2 separate regions of the Homo sapiens genome follow, and region 2 is linked to region 1. A link is an interaction called in ENCODE POLR2A ChIA-PET data of the cell type or tissue named here. Cell type or tissue: Panc1. All regions are shown on one strand.

Region 1 (2,500 bases):
ATACTGATTTGTATGTAGTTTTCCCTTCTCCTTCTCTAATTATATCTTACTGTTTTTTACACAGCAGATACTCAACAGATTCTTCTTGCATGGTTGTCAGATTCTGAGATTGTCATCAAGAAGGATTGTAGTCTTTCTTGCACTTGAGATTGAGGTTTAAAGATCTGAGTTTGACTTGGTGATTTTTCAAAGGATCCAGTTCTTTAGGGTAAGAATGATGACTGCCTTGTATTAGAGGTTTCAGGATAAACCTGATCTGTTGCCTATTTGTCTTGGGAATTCACCTGGTGAAATGTATTAACAAGTAATTTGATCCATACTCCCACTTCGCTACTCTGTCCTTGCACTGTAGTCTTCTCCACATAAAACAAGATATATCATCAAATTTCAAATTTTTTGTTATGATTTTCTCTATTGAAGTTGTCTTTGTTGATGAAAATATCTTACATAACTTCCTTTGGAAGGTAGGGATACAGTTTCTTAACCTTTTCTGCTTTGGCATTGCACTGAATTTTAGAGAGACTGCTTTAGTTTTTGTGCCTATCATGGTGCCCAGCCTTTCTCACCAAGGGTCTGAGTAGATTTTTGTTGAATGAATGACTTCTTGTATTTTCTGTCAGTCTCCTGTGTTTGCCCATCCCCAAACCATCTCCATTTCCCGTTTCCTTCATCCTTACTCGTTATGTCAAGCCTCTGCAAACTGTGGCTTTCAGAACATCCCCTCCAGATTCCACTGTTTGAGGTCTTCGCCTTGCCCTCTTCATTTGCATCCTGCCCACTGGTGACCTATCCCCTCATGAGCCATGGCAAGATCCCTGTGGGTGCCCATGTTTCACTTTAGGATATGGAATGATGCCCAGCAACTATTATGGGTTTTGTATCCTAACCTCAAGTCTTTATCAATAAACTTTATTTTAGTAACTGCTTTAAAATATGCCTCACACTGGTTGGTTCTAGTCAAGTCAGAATTCTTCGTACTTCTTGTGTTTTAGCATTTAAAAATGACCTATGCTCTTCCCTAGAAGTCTTAAATATCCTAATATCTAAGATAGTTTAAGTACACTTTTACCTGGGGTTGGAGCTTGAACAGATACTTCTCAGGCCCCTCTTGGAGCTGACTCCACACTTGCTTAGTCTAAGAACCAGACCTGATGCTAATGAAAAAAAAAAGAACTTGAACTTCCCTTTCTTAAACCTCACCATGTCAAGGCACAGCCATGGGTTTGGAAATTTGGGGCATGACTACCGAATCCTTTGAAAACGTCTTAAGACTGGTATACATGAAGGGAATTCTAAAGTAGTCTTTCTCCTTAAGCTGATGAACTATTCATGAGTTTGTCTTTGAGAATCAGAATGCGCTGAAGTTGGGCTTGACGCCTTATTAGAGTCAATGATCCACTAAATCTTTATCCTTGGAAACAATCTGTGGATTCTCTTTGTAGCAATACCCTATAACAGAGAGGACTTACACACTCCCATGCATGCCAGAGAAAAGGCCTTGGACCCCACAGCCTCCCAGGAAGGGAGAGACATTTTCTCTGCCCGTTTTCTCTTTCTCCCCACCCCCACCCCCCTTAGAATGACCAAAGGCAGGCTTTGGCTGCGAATCACTTTATAGAAAGTGATATGAAGCATAAATGAGCTATAACCAATTTAAGGAAAGCTTGAAACTGGGCATTGGGAAATCTCTGCCAATATGTAATACTCTTACTAAATTCTGGCTTAGTAGCCGGCCAAAGCAGATTTATAGATAATCCCCATTTATGAAAATGTTCTACTGAGACCACTGTGCAGTTACATTTTAATAGTTTATGTGGTAACAATTTAGGCTCTTGTTATTCCAAGATACCTCACAGATGTAACGCGCGCAATATATATATATATATATATATATATATATATAGAGAGAGAGAGAGAGAGAGAGAGAGAGAGAGCGAGAGAGAGATAGAGTGTCAGAGAGAGAGAGAGAGATTGTTCGAGTCACTAACTAGAAAAGCCTAATCACACAAATGCCAAATAAATTATGTTGGCAGGTGGCCAGCTGAATTTAGACATAGGTTCTCTGTATTATTCAAAAGTCACTCCATGTTGATCTAACCACACCAATGAAAAGAAAATAAAGAAAATAAAAAGTGATTCCTGTTTCATGAGAGTGTAAGTCCAGTATCTTTATTTCTGGCACTCCTGGGCATGTCAGTTTACACTTTGCATATTATTTCCACAAAGAGAATCCACACATTTTTCCAGGGATAAAGATTTAGTGAGTACATTCACTCCTTTACATTGATGCTGAAAAGGAGTGAAGCTCACGTGTAGTGAGAAACGTGAATGTTTCCTGTAAGAAACTGATTCTCCAGTAGAGGGTGGTAGTGTTCTGTGCCCCCAGCCTCTATCTGCGACCCTTCTGGGCTCTGTTCAGATGAATGAACTGATAAACTATTTTAATTGAATATCTTATTCTCACAGTACATAATGTAAACAAAGGCCAAAAAGCATTTAT
Region 2 (2,500 bases), 280 kb after region 1:
CCAGGAGGCGGAGGTTGCAGTGAGCCGAGATCACACCACTGCACTCCAGTTTGGGAAACACAGTGAGACTCCGTCTCAAAAAAAAAAAAGTTCTGTCAAAGCTTTGAAGTTCTTTAAGCTCTTTCCAGCTGGGTATGGTGGCACCCATCTGCAGTCCTGGGTACTCAAGAGGCTGAGGCGGGAAGGTGGCTTGAACCCAGGAGTTCTGGGCTGCAGTCCACTATGCTGATTGGATGTCTATACTAAGCTCAGCATCAATATGGTGAACTCCAGAAAGGAGGGACCACCAAGCTGCCTAAGGAGGGGCAAACTAGCCCAGATCGGAAATTGACCAAGTCAAAACTCCCATGCTGATCAGTAGTGGGATCGTGCATGTGACTAGCCACTGCCCTCCAGCCTGGGCAACATAGCAAAACCCTATCTCTTAATAGAAAAAATTTTTTAAAGGCCTTTCCAGTGGTAAGAAATAAATTTGTTCTTCTTTGGCCATTGTTTTTTCTTTGCCCAAACACATCAGCAGAGGCACGAGGGAGCACCTCCTAGCACACCTAGCACAAGTGAGAGAGCTGTCTGTCCTTCTCTAAAGACAGCCAAATGCTGCTAGATCTGTAGCTTTGTTGTCCAAGGATGCCTCTCTTTCTCTGTTGCTGACGCAGGTGTACCTGCTGTAAAATGTTCTGAAAACAGGTCAGGAAGTCAGCTTCCAGATGGAATGGCCTTTTCCTTGAATCTCTGAATCTGCAACCCTTGAATGGAGAAAGCCTCCTTCCCTTGTCTCCAAGCAGCCCAAGAAGTGGATGTCCCATGAAAACTCATACATATTGGGAAGAAAAAAGTGCAACTAGGGAAAAATTGCCCCTGAATATAATGAACCTTGTCGTTTCATATCTGGGCCTACTCCGACTGAGGATAGAAAGTTGTCTTTCCATTTTTAGGCCTCACACATTACTCCTGTCTCCATTGCTGCTTTCTACCTGAATTTGGTTCCAGATTTTAAAAAATACACTATCAGAGCACTTTGGTTAATCATCTAACTCAGCAACACTGTTATAAGAAGGCAACATAGAGGCCGGGCGTGGTGGCTCACACCTGTACTCCTGGCACTTTGGGAGGCTGAGGCGGACGGATCACCTGAGGTCAGGAGTTTAAGACCAGCCTGGCCAACATGGTGAAACCCCGTCTCTACTAAAAATACAAAAGATGCATGGTGGCACGCACCTGTAATCCCAGCTACTTTGGAGGCTGAGGCAGGAGAATGGCTTGAGCCCAGGAGGTGGAGGTTGCAGTGAACCGAGATCGCACCACTGCACTCCAGCCTGGGTGACTGAGTGAGACTCTATCTCAAAAAAAAAAAAAAAAAAAAGAAAGAAAGAAAAAAAGAAGAAGAAGGCAACGTAGAATAAAATAACTTTCTGGAGGTCTGGGCTAGCAGGGGGCATTCAAGTGACTGCGCATGGGAAGTGTGCCTCATACAATCAGTGCCTTTGAATGACCACAAATGATGTTTCCTAGTTACCCTAATTTGTCTTAATTTTCAATGGCATACAGAGCCCTAAAGCCTTTCTAAGATCTCATTGTTTAATTTCAGGAACATCTGTACTGTATCTAAAGTGAGAAGCATGAGGCTGGGGTGTTGTGGAAAACATGAACATGAACACAGGCTGGGACTATGGGAGCAACTGAGGTGTGTAGGCTCCAAATGTCAGGCGATGCTCACTCTAGGGCTTACGCAAATGCTGACCCTGATAAAACAATCTCTGCCCTCAAAGAGCTTGAAGCCTGGAAGGGCAACACAGGCACGTAACTAATAGACTAGATTTGAGGCTTAAAGCAGACGAAAAAGTTCACAAAATAAAAGCAAAAAAAGGTGGCCCAAAGACCCAACTATAAAACCAAAAACTATAGAATTTCTTGAAGAAAATACAGGAGAAAATTTCCATGACCTTGGTTTAGGCAAAGGGTTCTTAGAATTGATACCAAAAGCATGATCCAGAGAAGGAAAGAAATTGATAACTTGGTCATCAAAATCAGGAACTTCTGCTCTTTAAAAGATGTTATAAGGAGAATGAAACAAGTCTGAGATTGGAAAAAGCAATTTTCAAATCACATATCTGATCAAGGACTTGAATCCAGAGAAAGTAGATAAAGAACTCTCAGTACAAAGTATTGCAAGGACGCAGAACAAGTGGAACTCGCACACTGATGGTGGGAGTACAAAAGGATACAATATTTTGGAAAACGGTTTGACAGTTTCTTTTAAAGATATACACCCCTAACATAAGACCCAATGACTCCACTCCTATGTATTTATTCAAGTAAAACCAAAACCTTAGTTCACACAAAAACCTGTACATGAATGTTTATACTGACTTTATTCGTAATCACCAAAAACTGGAAACTGCAAATATTCTTTAACTGGGGAATAAATAAACAAACTATAGTTCATCTATACAATGGAATATTACTCAACAACAAAAAGGGATAAACTTTTGCAACAACA

What was found. Peaks named below come from ENCODE experiments on the same cell type or tissue, not always from the same donor. Only the 100,000 strongest peaks of a DNase experiment are listed, where the experiment ranks them.
Region 2: POLR2A ChIA-PET joins it to region 1 with 13 read pairs; 2 of 35 experiments call an interaction of 5 or more read pairs at or near these places.

Annotation. Positions count from the first base shown.
Region 1 is chr10:114,703,706-114,706,205 of GRCh38, reverse strand. It overlaps a transcript of ABLIM1 not described here. Among named protein-coding and RNA genes, the nearest start is that of ABLIM1, 47 kb to the right of the region's middle. In Panc1, CTCF peaks have their summits at 2,182 and 2,394 (motif pointing right); no DNase peak of the experiment used is centred here; H3K27ac peaks cover 2,500 bases.
Region 2 is chr10:114,421,695-114,424,194 of GRCh38, reverse strand. It overlaps the pseudogene RN7SL384P. Among named protein-coding and RNA genes, the nearest start is that of AFAP1L2, 18 kb to the right of the region's middle. In Panc1, no CTCF peak of the experiment used is centred here; no DNase peak of the experiment used is centred here; H3K27ac peaks cover 2,152 bases.